5 separate regions of the Homo sapiens genome follow, and all the other regions are linked to region 1. A link is a contact called in ENCODE Hi-C or POLR2A ChIA-PET data. All regions are on one chromosome and are shown on one strand. The core of a region is the stretch at or near the end of the contact, and the rest is flanking DNA. Distances in the headings are between cores, read along the strand shown. Region 1 holds the start of ZNF430 (zinc finger protein 430). Region 2 holds the start of ZNF675 (zinc finger protein 675). Region 3 holds the start of ZNF681 (zinc finger protein 681). Region 4 holds the start of ZNF91 (zinc finger protein 91). Region 5 holds the start of ZNF726 (zinc finger protein 726).

What was found. Hi-C counts contacts between places; a loop is a spot of excess contacts on that map. ChIA-PET counts read pairs that join two places held with the same protein, here RNA polymerase II (POLR2A). Pooled maps may share reads with other maps.
Region 2: a map of naive thymus-derived CD4-positive, alpha-beta T cell shows a loop between it and region 1 (8-fold over the local background). The contact joins the promoter of ZNF675 here to the promoter of ZNF430 in region 1. A Hi-C loop is called at or near these places in 1 of 168 maps with a recorded cell type or tissue (naive thymus-derived CD4-positive, alpha-beta T cell) and 11 of 50 pooled maps. POLR2A ChIA-PET finds 5 or more read pairs at or near these places in 1 of 52 experiments (activated naive CD4-positive, alpha-beta T cell).
Region 3: a loop to region 1 is called in a map of naive thymus-derived CD4-positive, alpha-beta T cell, with 6 times the contacts of the local background. The contact joins the promoter of ZNF681 here to the promoter of ZNF430 in region 1. A Hi-C loop is called at or near these places in 1 of 168 maps with a recorded cell type or tissue (naive thymus-derived CD4-positive, alpha-beta T cell) and 7 of 50 pooled maps. POLR2A ChIA-PET finds 5 or more read pairs at or near these places in 1 of 52 experiments (activated CD4-positive, alpha-beta T cell).
Region 4: a loop to region 1 is called in a pooled map, with 9 times the contacts of the local background. The contact joins the promoter of ZNF91 here to the promoter of ZNF430 in region 1. A Hi-C loop is called at or near these places in 1 of 37 single-sample maps with no recorded cell type and 5 of 50 pooled maps. POLR2A ChIA-PET finds 5 or more read pairs at or near these places in 2 of 52 experiments (CD4-positive, alpha-beta T cell and naive thymus-derived CD4-positive, alpha-beta T cell).
Region 5: a map of naive thymus-derived CD4-positive, alpha-beta T cell shows a loop between it and region 1 (22-fold over the local background). The contact joins the promoter of ZNF726 here to the promoter of ZNF430 in region 1. A Hi-C loop is called at or near these places in 1 of 168 maps with a recorded cell type or tissue (naive thymus-derived CD4-positive, alpha-beta T cell) and 4 of 50 pooled maps. POLR2A ChIA-PET finds 5 or more read pairs at or near these places in 1 of 52 experiments (activated CD8-positive, alpha-beta T cell).

The regions. Positions count from the first base shown.
Region 1 is chr19:21,019,232-21,021,931 of GRCh38, reverse strand. ZNF430 (zinc finger protein 430) reads right to left here and starts at 1,275. Exons shown (of 5, transcript NM_025189.4): 1 at 1,129-1,275. The coding sequence starts at 1,131. RefSeq lists enhancers at 400-991, 992-1,585.
Region 2 is chr19:23,685,678-23,688,461 of GRCh38, reverse strand. ZNF675 (zinc finger protein 675) reads left to right here and starts at 1,250. Exons shown (of 4, transcript NM_138330.3): 1 at 1,250-1,431. The coding sequence starts at 1,429. RefSeq lists enhancers at 983-1,032, 1,323-1,712, 1,844-2,784.
Region 3 is chr19:23,757,454-23,760,153 of GRCh38, reverse strand. ZNF681 (zinc finger protein 681) reads left to right here and starts at 1,263. Exons shown (of 4, transcript NM_138286.3): 1 at 1,263-1,407. The coding sequence starts at 1,405. It also overlaps a transcript of RPSA2 not described here. RefSeq lists an enhancer at 1,065-1,583.
Region 4 is chr19:23,394,070-23,396,769 of GRCh38, reverse strand. ZNF91 (zinc finger protein 91) reads left to right here and starts at 1,299. Exons shown (of 4, transcript NM_003430.4): 1 at 1,299-1,445. The coding sequence starts at 1,416. RefSeq lists an enhancer at 1,029-1,897.
Region 5 is chr19:23,913,606-23,916,305 of GRCh38, reverse strand. It overlaps ZNF726 (zinc finger protein 726), which reads right to left and starts at 1,420. Exons shown (of 4, transcript NM_001244038.2): 1 at 1,309-1,420. The coding sequence starts at 1,311.

The DNA.
Region 1 (2,700 bases), core at 26-2,525:
GGCAGCGGCAGAAGTTGTAGTGAGCCGAGATTGTGCCACTGCACTCCAGCCTGGGCGACAAGAGCGAGACTCCATCTCAAAAAAAAAAAAAAAAAAAAAAAAAAAAAATCTAACTCAGGCGCATCGTTTTGAAAATTACTACATTGAAAGACACAAAATTCAGGCTTAATCAACTGTATACTGCCAATTAAGGTCTGATTACACAACCAGAAAATTTTCACCTTTATTGTACAAACTAAGAAACTACATAACGGTACCTAACCAATTACTGAATTTGGCTTTCTTCATCATGCACCTTATAAAAGTCTTTCCTTCAAGCCCCGCCATGAACAACAAATTACAAACCACAGCTGGGTGCTCAACAGTTTTTTAATCACTCTTTGATTAATTTCTTTAATATTTTTGTGGTGACTTCTGTACATTTTTTTTTTCCGAGACGGAGTCTTGCTCTGTTACACAGGCTGTAGTGCAGTGGCGCTATCTCGGCTCACTGCAATCTCCACCTCCCAGGTTCAAGTGATTCTCCTGCCTCAGTCTCCCAAGTAGCTGGGACTACAGGCGTGTACCACCATGCCCGGCAAATTTTTGTATTTTTAGTAAAGACGGGGTTTCACTATGCTGGCCAGGCTGGTCTTGAACTCTCCTGACTTAGTGATGCGCCCGCCTCGGCCTCCCAAAGTACTGGGATTACAGACGTGAGCCACCCCTCCCGGTCTGTACATTTTTAATAGGAGAAAAGAGGAACTAGGAACCCAGGACCAAAGTTCTTCCCATTCATGAACTCGCACCCCAAGTCAGGATTCTCCCGTGACGATTCTCCCGTGACGATCCTCCCGTGGTCCCTGCACAGTCTGGGAGAGACGCGGCGCTGCGGATGCAGAGCTGCCCAGAGAGGGCTCCAGGCCAGGGCACAGTCACTGCGCAAGGAAGAGACGGGACGTGCTGGGGCCCGCCTGTCAGCGCAGCCGCCATCTTAAGGCTGATGGGGACTGAGGCCCAGCTGGGCAAGAACTCGGGGCGCAGATTGTGCAGCTGACTGCCGGGAGGCCTGAGTCCCGCCACAGCCACTTCCCACCCATTACAACCAGCCCCTCCCCTCTCTGGGGATGTCGGACCCGGCACTCTCACCATTTCTAGGCTTCCAGGGGTTCCTGGCGTCTTAGCTGTAGATCTCCCAATACCTGCGGGTCACAGGGCCACAGAGCCTGGACCTCTAGGAGCAGAGGACACAGAGCGCTGAAGACGAGACCTGGAGCTCAGGCCACAGCGAGGGACAAAGGCCCCGCCAAACCCGGAAGCCGCCCTGTCCGCTTCACCTGCGTGCCTGATTGGACGGTTCCCTGCCTAGCGTCTCTGATTGGATAACATTTAAATCCCCGCCCCCTCAGGCCATGATTGACGGAAGATGTGATGAGATGCGGGGCTGAAAGAAGAGTGACAGCTTGGGCTGCATCCTTCTCTGACAGGGCTTCCTCCCTGAGCTGAGCCAGGCCCACCCCAGAGGTTATTTGCATTTAACCTTGTGTGTAAGGTCATATGCATTTATAAATAATATATGGGGCCGGTCACGGTGGCTCACGCCCGTAATCCCAACATTTTGGAAGGCTGAAGCGGGCAGATGACCTGAGGTCGGGAGTTAGAGACCAGCCTGACCAACATGGAGAAACCCAGTCTTTATAAAAAATATAAAATTAGCGGGTTGTGGTGGCCCATGTGTGTTATCCCAGGTACTCGGGAGGCTGAGGCAGGAGAACCGCTTGAACCTGGGAGGCGGAGGTTGCGGTGAGCCGAGATTGTGCCATTGCACTCCAGCCTGGGCAACAAGAGCACAACTCTGTCTAAAATATATATATATATATATATATATATATTTATTTATATATATTTATTTATATATATTTTTATATATTTATTTATATATATTTTATATATTTATATATGTATTTATTTATATATTTATATATTTATATATTTATTTATATATATTTATATATATTTATTTATATATATTTATATATATTTATTTATATATATTTGTATATATTTATTTATATATATATTTATATATATTTATATATTTATTTATGTATTTATATACATTTATATATATTTATATATATTTATATTTATATAATTATATATATTTATATATTTATATATATTTATATATATATTTATATATTTATATATATTTATATTTATATACTTATATATATTTATATATTTATATATATTTATATATATTTATATATTTATATATATTTATATATTTATATATATTTATATATAAATATTTATATATTTATATATATATATTTATATATTTATATATTTATATATATATATTTATATATTTATATATATTTATATTTATATATTTATATATTTATATTTATATATTTATATGTATATATTTATATATATTTATATTTATATTTATATATTTATATTTATATATATTTTTTATATTTATATTTTTATATATTTTTATATATTTATATATTATACATATTTATATTTATATATATTTATGTTTTTATATATATTTATATTTTTATTTTTATATATTTTTATATATATTTATATTTATATATATATAGTGGCTATTCAAAAATGAAAAGAATGTAACAATAATTATTTTAAAATTTCAGATTTTATGACCTTCCCGGCTAAAGGAGGCAGCCTCAGATTTTAAAAAGA
Region 2 (2,784 bases), core at 1-2,500, 2.7 Mb before region 1:
AATGCAAGAAAAAAGACTCACATTACCTTTATTCTTGACTTAAAGTCTTATGTCTTGTAAGAGAATATTGAATAATGCAAAAATACATGTAGACATGTCTGCGTGTGATTGGTGCTTATACTCACACAGTTCACCACACCACAGGAGAAAACAGATAACCACAGGCTGACCGTTAGGGCCAAGGCCAAATAGCAAAATAAGTTTGCCTTTAATCTATTTTCTCCATATCTAAACATTGGAGGTTAAGACTGTGGACAGATCTGAAGATACAGAGTTTTCTTGTTTTGTGGCTTCATCATTCTTTGTTCACTGTCTGATGTTTGGAATTAAGGTGAGCAACAGGTGGGCAGCAGTAGTTAATAAAATAACCAGAGGTAACCACAGGTCGACCTGTGGTTATTTTATTCTATCTGTCCTCTGTTCTTTCTATGGTCACTAACTGTTTTTTCCTTGGAATTGAAGAGAGATGTTGGTAGAGAGAGGCTGTCCCCTCACCTCTGGCAAAAAAGGGATGTTCAGGCTCTTCTTCACCCCCCTGACATCAGAGCTGCATTTTAATGTGGCAGCTATTGGCCACGTGTGGCTACTGGGTGCCTGGAATGTGGCTGGTCTGAATTGCAATGTGTTAGGTAAAATAGAGTTATTTTCAAAGATTTAGTTCCATATATGTGTGTGTGTGTGTGTGTGTGTGTGTGTGTGTGTATACACATATATACATATATATGTGTATTTCATCAATAATTTCATATTGCTCTCATACTAAAATGATAGTACTTTGGATATATTGGGTTAGATTGTTACAATCAATTCCACTTGTTTTTTTCTTTTTAAAGTTTGACTACTAGAAAATTTAAAATTCACATGTGGCTCACATTTTATTTGAGGATTGCCTCTTTTTAAAATTCTCAGGCTGCCTACTCAAAGGACCAGAAGCCAGGAAGGTCATAAAGTCTGAAATTCTAAAATAATTATTATTATATTATTTTTCTTTGTGAGTAGCCATATATCATTTATAAATGTATATGACCTTATACACAAGGTTAAATACAAATACCCTATGGGATGGGCCTGGCTCAGCTAAAAGAGGAAGCCCCGGCTGAAAAGGCTGCAGCGCAGGCTATCAGTCTTCACTCAGCCCAGTGTCTGATCACATCTTCTGTCACTCAGGGCCTGAAGGGTCAGGACCTTAAACGTTGTCCAATCAGGCACGCTGGGCTGGGAACCGTCCAATCAGGCACGCAGCTGGAGCAGACAAGATGGCTTCCGGGATTTGGCGGCGCCTTTGTCTCTCGCTGCAGCCGGAGCTCCAGGTCTCGCTTTCATTGCTCTGTGTCCTCTGCTCCTAGAGGTCCAGCCTCTGTGGGCCTGTGACCTGCAGAAATTGAGAGATCCACAGCTAAGACTCCAGGACCCCCTGGAAGCCTAGAAATGGTGAGAGTTACGGGTGCGACATCCCGAGAGGGGGAAGGGGCTGGTTGGAACCCGTGGGAAATGGCTATGGCGGGACTCAGGCCTCCCCGCAGTCAGCTCCACAATCTGCACCCCGAGTTCTCCTTCCCCAGCTCGGCTCAGTCCCCTGCAGCCATAAGATGGCGGCGCGCTGACAGCCAGCCCCGGGGCATCCCGTCTCTTCTCTGCCTAGTGACTGTGCCCTGGCCTGTAGCCCTCTCTGGGCAGCTCTGTACCCGCAGCGCCGCATTTCTCTCAGATTGTGCAGGGACCACAGGAGGGCCGTCACCGGAGAATCCTGACTCAGGGTGCGGGTTCATTAATGGGAAGAGTTTTGGTCCGTGGGGTTCCCAGTTCCTGTTTTCTCCTATTAAAATTTTATGGGAGGGCCGGGCGCGGTGGCTCAGGTCAGTAATACCAGCACTTTGGGAGACCGAGGTGGGTGGATCACCTGAGGTCAGGAGTTCAAGACCAGCCTGACCAACATGGTGAAACCCCGTTTCTACTAAAAATACAAAATTAGCCGGGCGTGGTGGCACATGCCTGTAATCCCAGATACTCAGAAGGCTGAGGCAGGAGAACCGCTTGAACCCGGGAGGTGGCGGTTGCAGTGAGCCGAGATGACGCCATTGCACTCCAGCCTGGTTAACAAGACCGAAACTCCGTCTTAAAAAATATATAAATAAATAAGTTAAATAAATAAATAAATTATGGGGATCACCACAAAAATATTGGAGAATTTAATCAAAGAGTGATTCAAAAATTGTGGAGCATTCAGCTGTGGTTTGGAGCTTGTGACTTTATGAGAGCAGCTTGAAGGAAAGACTTTTAAAGGTACATGATGAAGAAAACCAAATTAAATAATTGGTTAGGTACAGTTCATAGTTACTTGACTTGTACAATTAAGGTGGACATTTCCTGGTTATGTAATCAGAGGTTAATTGGCAGTTTATGATTGGTTAAGCCTAAATTTTTGTTTCCCTCAATTCAGTAATTTGCAAAAAAATGCATTTGAGTTAGAGTTTTTAAAAAATAGGAACCCAGGGACTAGAGTAACCTCCGTCTAATTGCCTGCTACTTAGTTATTTTCACACTCCACAGGAGACTGATTTTCCCCTGCATTTTTCACAGTTCTCTCAAGCTGGGTCTCAAGCCTACCCCTCATCCCATTCCTCCAGACTAACTATGACTTGCAGTAAAATACTAAATTTCCAGTTTCTTCTCACATTCTCAAATGCCAGCTTCCCCTTTCTAATTCACATTATCAACTATTTGTCTTTTATTGTACACTTTAGATACTGTATTTTAACTAAGCATTTTTTGACATTGAATGGC
Region 3 (2,700 bases), core at 14-2,513, 2.7 Mb before region 1:
TCCCCCAGCTCCACACTTTGTTAACCATTTCCTGGGAAGAGCTTAGGAACCTCCTGTGCTCTAGTGAGTTAGGGCCTCCCCTCACAGGGTATTGGCAAGGAGAAATTCTGAGACTCTGTGACTGAGAAGCTAGCACAGTGCTTGACAAGTACCTATGGGAACTGTCGTCCTCTGTAACTATCATGTAGCCTTGGAGTGTTGAGATGGCCTGGCCTGGCCTGAGGCTTGGCAAAGCTGTTTGAGGGTCAGCTGCTTTAGGCTCCCACTTTCTCCTCAATCAAAGTGGCTGCTTTTGTGTCTGTTTATTTATGGTTTTAAAAACCTGATATATAGGCCGGGCGCGGTGGCTCACACCTGTAACCCCAGCACTTTGGGAGGCTGAGGCGGGCCAATCACGAGGTCAGGAGTTCAAGACCAGCCTGGCCAACATAGTGAAACCCCGTCTCTACTAAAAATGCAAAAATTAGCCGGGCATGGTGGCACGCACCTGTAGTCCCAGCTCCTCGGGAGGCTGAGGCAAGAGAATCACTTGAACCCAGGAGGCAGAGGTTGTTGTGATCTGAGATTGTGCCACTGCACTCCATCCTGGGCAACAGAGCGAGACTCCGTCTCAAAAAAAAAAAAAAAAAAACCTGATATATAAATAGAAAGTGCAGCTGGAGGTGCCGAGGCTCAGTGTCTAGGGCTGTGCTTCATGGGCTTCCTTGCTGGCATGTGGCCAGGTGAACTCTGGGTGTAAGGTGGCTCCTACCCTGGATCTACAATCCCCACCACCTCTCCCAGGCCTGAGTAACCAACACAACGCAGTGCTAAAGAGCGCGTGAGTGACGGGCATCAAGCCCATCCAGGAAGATTTGAATGCCATCTGGGCTGGGGGCTGTCGGGGTAGGGACTATGGCTGCCAGAAACCAGGACGGTCATAAAAGATGAAATATTAAAATAATTGTTATTATATATATTTTTATTTTTGAATAGCTATCTAGTATATTATTTGAAATGCATGTGACCTTACACAGAAGGTTAAAGGCAAATACCCTGTTGGGTGGGCCTGGCTTAGCTCAGGGAGGGAGCCCTGTCTGAAAACGCTGCAACTTACGTTGTTAGTCTTCATTCAGCAGAGCATCTGATCACATCTTCTGTCACTCAGGACCTGAGGGGTGGGGTTTTAATCATTATCCAGTCAGGGACGCTGGGCTGGGAACTGTCCAATCAGGCATGCAGCTGGAGCAGACAGGGCGGCTTCCGGGATTGGCGGGGCCTTTGTCTCTCCCTTCAGCCCGAGCTCCGGGTCTCGTCTTCACTGCTCTGTGTCCTCTTCTTCTAGAGGCCCAGCCTCTATGGCCCTCTGACCTGCAGGTATTGGCGATCCATAGCTAAGACGCCAGGTCCCCCGGAAACCTAGAAATGGTGAGAATGTCGGGTCCGACATCCCGAGAGAGGGGAAGGGGCTGTGGCGGGACTCAGACCTCGCCGCAGTCAGCTCCACAATTTGCGCCCTGAGTTCTCCTCGCCCAGGCGGCCTCAGTCCACTTGGACCATAAGATGGCGGCTGCGCTGACAGCCAGCCCCCCGGGCGTCCTTTCTCCTCCCTGCTCAGTGACTGTGTCCTGGCCTGCAGCTCTCTCTGGGTGGCTCTGCATCCGCAGCGCCGGGTCTCTCCCAGATTGTGCAGGGACCACGGGAGGGTCGTCAGGGGCGAATCCTGACGGGTGCCGGGTTCATGAATGGGAAGAGCTTTGGTCCGTGGCGTTCCTAGTCTCTCTTTCCTTTCATTAAAAATGTATGAGAGTCAAAAGGCCTGGCGCGGTGGCTCGCGCGTGTAATTCCAGCACTTTGGGAGGCCGAGACAGCCTCCCGAGTAGGTGTAATTACAGACATTTGCCACCACGCCCGGCTAAATTGTTTTCTTTTCATATGGCCATTAGAAAAATAGATGAAGCAGTCATGGTCCCTACAATCCAGGAGCTTTTAGTCTAGCAACTGGATAAATGGTTAAATTAAGCATCATATAATTGGTACAATAAATAGATGTGTGCAGAAAATTTGGGCTCTATTTGTGCCACTTTATATAATTGTGACTTGCGATGTCATCACCTGAAGGGATATTTATAGACAGAAGAATTATTTCTATTTCCATTTCTTTTACCTTGTTAATACATATTTATCTTTTAATAAAATTACCCTAGAAAACCTTTATAAATGTGTTCAAATTGCTTATTAGTATATGTCATATAATTGATAGGGCAGGGTCTAAGAAAGATTAAAATTATACAAACTCTGAGATTTAAGGATTTTTTTTTTAAGGTAAGTTTAGGAAAAACAGAACTGGAAATACCCCAGTGGCATAGAGAACAGAATTCTATATAGAGTCCACTCCCTGCCCCAGTTCTGCTCAGGTTCACCTTTTTGGAGGCCTTATTTAGGTCTGGCCCTACCCTTAAGTCTTGCCTCATAGAACTGATTTTTGGAGATCGGAGTTTTGGCTGGTGAATTCTGCTGCTAGGGCTGGTGCTTACAATTCCTGAAACACAAAAGCAGATAAATTAAAAAAATAAAGTATATATTTTATGGTTATAATTTTTTATTAAAACTAGTGCTTGCATTCTATCTAGCAACTTGTTTTCTATTCTTACAGATCTAGTAGTTGCTCTACAAGTCACAAACAAGTAAACAGACACAATATAAATTTCTCTAAAATAC
Region 4 (2,700 bases), core at 50-2,549, 2.4 Mb before region 1:
TGTCTGCTTTGAAATTACTTAAAGGTTCCTTCAAATTGAAAAAGTAAAAATAATGTAGATTAAAATGAAATATAAAAAGTTAAACAATGGACCGGCATCATGGCTTACCCATGTAATCCCACTACTTTGGGAGGCTAAGGCAGGTGGATCACCTGAGGCCAGGAGTTCGAGACCAGCCTGGCCAACATGGTGAAACCGCATCTCTACTAAAAATACAAAAAATTAGTCAGGTGTGGTGGTGCACCTGTCATCCCAGCTACTCCAGAGGCTGAGGGAGGAGAATCCCTTGGACCTGAAAGGCAGAGGTTGCAGTGAGCCGAGATCGTGCCGCTGGACTTCAGCCTGGGCCACAGAGCAAGACTCAGTCTCAAAAAAAAAAAATTAAAAAATTATAAGAGATCATAAAATATGTATAAAAATCTAGAGAGGTCAAAAAAATTTTAATGTATTTTTATTTTTATTTTTTGCTGGGGTGCAGTGGCATGATCTCAACTCACTACAACCTCCGCCTCCCGGGTTCAGGCGATTCTCCTGCCTCAGCCTCCGGAGTAGCTGGGATTACAGACGTGTGCCACCATGCTCAGCTAATTTTTATATTTTATTTTTCATTTTTTTGAAATGGAATTTCACTCTTATTGTTCAGTCTGGAATGTATTGGCGCGATCTAGGCTTACTGCAACCTTGGCCTCCCGGGTTCTAGCAATTCTCCTGCCTCAGCCTCCCGAGTAGTTGGGATTACAGGCACGCACCACCATGCTCAATAATTTTGTATTTTTAGTAGAGATGGGGTTTCACCATGTTAGCCAGACTGGTCTCGGACTCCTGACCTCAGGAGATCCACCTGCCTCGGCCTCCCAAAGTGTTGGGATTACAGGTGTGAGCCACGGCGCCCGGCTGAGAGACTTACAATGTTTTATCAAATTAGCTTTATTATTGATAATACACAATAAAGTAAAAGTTGATTTTCTCTGGAACAAAAATTTTATGTATTATTAATATACATCAAATATTTTTGTTCACATTTTGAATACATTGAAAGAGAGCAAAGAAGAGAGAGGATTTTCCCATGCTCTGAGGTGGGCCTGGCTGAGCTGAGGAAGCCCTGCCTGAAAAGGCTGCAGCCTACGCTGTCACTCTTTCTTCATTCAGCCCAGTGTCTGATCACATCTTCTGTCACTCAGGGCCTGAGAAGGCGGGGCCTTAAACGTTATCTAATCAGGGACGCTGGGCTGGGAACTGTCCAATCAGGCACAAAGCTGGAGCGGACAGGGCGGCTTCCGGGATGTGGCTGGGCCTTTGTCTCTCGCTGCCGCCGGAGTTTCCAGGTCTCGACTTCACTGCTCTGTGTCCTCTGCTCCAGGAGGCCCAGCCTGTGTGGCCCTGTGACCTGCAGGTATTGGAGAGCCACAGCTAAGATGCCAGGAACCCCTGGAAGCCTAGAAATGGTGAGACTGCCAGGTGCGACGTCCCGAGAGAGGGAACGGGGCTCGTTGAAACCGGTGGGATGCGGCTGTGGCGAGCCTCAGGCCTTCCTTCAGTCAGCTCCACAATCCGTGCCCGGGTTCTCCTTGCCCAGCTCGGCCTCAGTCCCCTTCAGCGATAAGATGGCGGCTGCGTTGACAGGCGGGCTCCGGGCGTCCTGTCTCTTCCCTGCCCAGTGACTGTGTCCTGGCCTGGAGCCCTCTCTGGGCAGCTCTGCTCCCGCAGCGCCGCGTCTCTCCCAGATTGTGCAGGGATCACGGGAGGGTCGTCAGGGGAGAATCCTGACTGGAGGTGCTGGCTCATGAATAGGAAGCACTTTAGTCCGTGGGGTTCCCAGGGCCTCTTTTTTTCTATTAAAAATTTATGGGCGTCACCGCGAAAAGATTAAATAATTTAATCAAAGAGTGATTCAAACATTGTAGAGCACCCAGCTATGGTTTGTAATTTGTGGTCTATGAAAGGCCTTGAAGGAGATATTTTTATAAGGTTCATGGTAAAGAAAACCAAATTCAGTAATTTGCTAGGTACAGTTATGTAGGTTTTGTTTTGTTTTGTTTTTTGAAAAGGAGTTTTGCTCTCTCGCGCGGGCTGGAGTGCAGTGGCGTGATCTCGGCTCACCGCAACCTCTGCCTTCCGGGTTCAAGCGATTCTCCTGCCTCAGCCCTAGTAGCTGGGATTACAGGCGCCTGCCACCACACCAGGCCAATTTTTTTATTTTTCGGAGAGACGGGGTTTCACCTTGTTGGCCAGGCTGGTCTGGAACTCCTGACCTTAGGTGATCCACCCACCTTGGCCTCCGAAAGTGCTGGAATTACAGGCGTGAACCACCGCACCTGGCCTAGTTTCTTAATTTTTACAATCTAGGTGGAAATATCCTTCTTATGTAATCAGAGCTTAATTGGCAGTTTATAGTTGCTTAAGCCTAAATTTTGCTTCTGCCAATGTAGTAATTTACCAAAAAATGCTCTTGAGTTTAGATTTTTATTTTTAGAAGTAGAAATCCGAGGACTAGAGCCACCTCAATCTAATTGCCTGCCACTTAATTTTTCTCACACTCAAAAGGGGACGATTTTTCCCTGAATTTTTTACATGTGTCTCAAGCAGGGCCTCAAGTCCACCCCTCATCCCCTGTTCCTCCAGCCTAACTCTGGCTTGCAGTAAAATACTAAATTTCCAGTTTCGTCTGACATTCCCAAATGCCAATTTCCCCTCCCTAAT
Region 5 (2,700 bases), core at 171-2,670, 2.9 Mb before region 1:
ATCAATATGTACACTAAAGGACAAATAGTTGATAAAGTCAATTAGAGAGGAGAAACTGGCATTTGGCAACGTCAGACAAAACTGGAAATTTAGTATTTTACTGCAAGCCAGTCAGGCTGGAGGAATAAGGGATGAGGGGCAGACTTGAGGCCCTGCTTGGGACACTTGTGAAAAATTCAGGGAAAAAATCAGTCCCCTGTGGAGTGTGAAAACCATTAAGTGGCAGGAAATTAGATTGAGGTGGCTCTAGTCCCTGGATTTCTACTTCTAAAAAAAAAGTCTAAACTCAAGAGCATTTTTTTGTAAATTACTACATTGGCAGAAACAAAATTCAGGCTTAACGCTTAACCAACTATAAACTGCCAATTAAGCTCTGATTACATAACCATGATATTTCCACCTTGATTGTAAAAATTAAGAACTAGGACGGGGGCAGTGGCTCACGCCTGTAATCCCAGAACTTTGGAAGGCCGAGGTGGGTGGATCACCTGAGGTCAGGAGATCGAGACCTGCCTGACCAACACGGTGAAACCCCCGTCTCCGCTAAAAATAAAAAAAATTGCCAAATGTGGTGGCAGGCGCCTGTAGTCCCAACTACTAGGGAGGCTGAGGCAGAAAAATCGCTTGAACCCGGGAGGTGGAGGTTGCAGTGAGCCGAGATCACGAAACTGCACTTCAGCCTGGGCAACAGAGACTCTGCCTCAAAAAAAAAAGAAAATGAAAACAAAACAACAACAACAAAATAACAACAAAATCTACATAACCGTACCTAGCCAATTACGGAATTTGGTTTTATGATGAAACTTATAAAAACCTTTCCTTCCATGGAATACAAATTAGAAACCACAGCAAGGTGCTCTAAAATTTTTGAATCACACTTTAAATTATTTAATGTTTTTGCAGTGAGGCCCATAAATTTTTAATAGGAAAAAATGGCCTGAAAACCCCACGGACCAAAGCTCTTCCCATTCATGAGCCCGCACCCGGAGTCAGGATTCTGCCCTGACGTTCCTCCCATGGTCCCTGCACAATCTGGGAGAGACGCGGGGCTACTGGTGCAGAGCTGCCCAAAGAGGGCTCCAGGCCAGGGCACAGTCACTGCGCAGTGAAGAGACAGAACGCCCGGGAGCCCGGCTGTCAGCGCAGCCGCCATCTTAAGGCTGAAGGGACTGAGGCCGAGCTGGGCAACAACTCGGGCGCAGATTGTAAAACTGACAGCGAGGAGGCCTGAGTCCCGCCACTGCCGCTTCCCACCGGTTCCAGCCAGCCCCGTTCCCTCTCTTGGGATGTCGCACCCGGCACTCTCACCATTTCTAGGCTTCCAGGGGGCAGGTCACAGGGCCACAGAGGCTGCGCCCCTAAAAGCAGAAGACACAGAGTAGTGAGGACGAGACCTGGAGCTCCGGCCGCAGATAGAGACAAAGGCCCCGCCAAATCCCGGAAGCCGCCCTGTTCGCTCCAGCTGCGTGCCTGATTGGACAGTTCCCAGGACAGCGTCTCTGATTGGATAACGTTTAAGAACCCCGCTTTCTAAGGCCCTGAGTGACAGAAGATGTCATCAGACGTTGGGCTGAATGAAGAAAGATTGACAGCCTAAGCCTCAGCCTTTTCAGGCGGGGCTTCCTCCCGGAGCTGAACGAGGCCCATCTCAGAACACGGAAAAATTTTCTCTCTTCTTTGCTGTCTTTTTTTCAACGTATTAAATATGTGAATAATTTTTTTTTTAGACAAAGTTTCGCTCTTGTTGTCCAGGCTGGAGTGCAATGGCGCGATCTCGGCTCACTGCAACCTTCGCCTTCCGGGATCAAGCGATTCTCCTGCCTCAGCCTCCATAGTAGCTGGGACTACAGGTGCACACAGCCACACCGGGCTAATTTTTGTTTTTTGGTTTTTTTTAGTAGAGATGGGGTTTCGCCACGTTAGCCAGGCTGGTTTCGAACTTCTGACCTCAGGAGATCCACCCGCCTCGACCTCCCAAAATGCTAGGATTACAGTCGTGAGCCACCATGCCTGGCCGACTCGATATTATCTTTAAAGCAAAATTAGGAATACCTTTATTCCCCAGATGTTGGAATATCTGGACACTCCTCCGTCTGGTTCTGCTTAGTAAACATTATTAATTCATTTCCTTAACCATAAATATCTAGAGGCTAGGAATGCCTAACTTACTGAGAATGCAGCCCAGCGAGTCTCAGCGTCATTTTCCTAGCTCTCTCTCAAAACGGAGTCGCTCTGGTTCAAATGATTCTGACATATTTTTCGCCTTCCTTTACAAGAGGACCCTTAATCCTAAGAGTTGCAGAGAGACAAAGATTCGTCTTCTGTAACTTTTTCAGGCTGATTAGGGGCGATAATATTCCTGCCTAACCATTGGTCTCTTGCATTCAGGGTAGAGAGAAATTCAGTCAGACAGTGTTGGTATGGTGAAGGTCGTTCATAACTTCTAGTTCCAAAAGAAGGTGATGTCTAGAAGATTAATAAGCGTCCAATTTAAGAAAGCATTTAGTGAGCTTGTCTTGCATTCCTACACAAAGAGTACAACCACAATATATTCCACAACAGCAAAGCAAAATTAGTAAAATTATTCCACGTAAACTAAACAGGAAAGCCTTTCAAGAAGTGGGCAGTTGTTAGAACCAAACTGATATATGGTTCACTGATAGCACATAAATGGCAGAGATGTGAGTGCATAAAACTTTT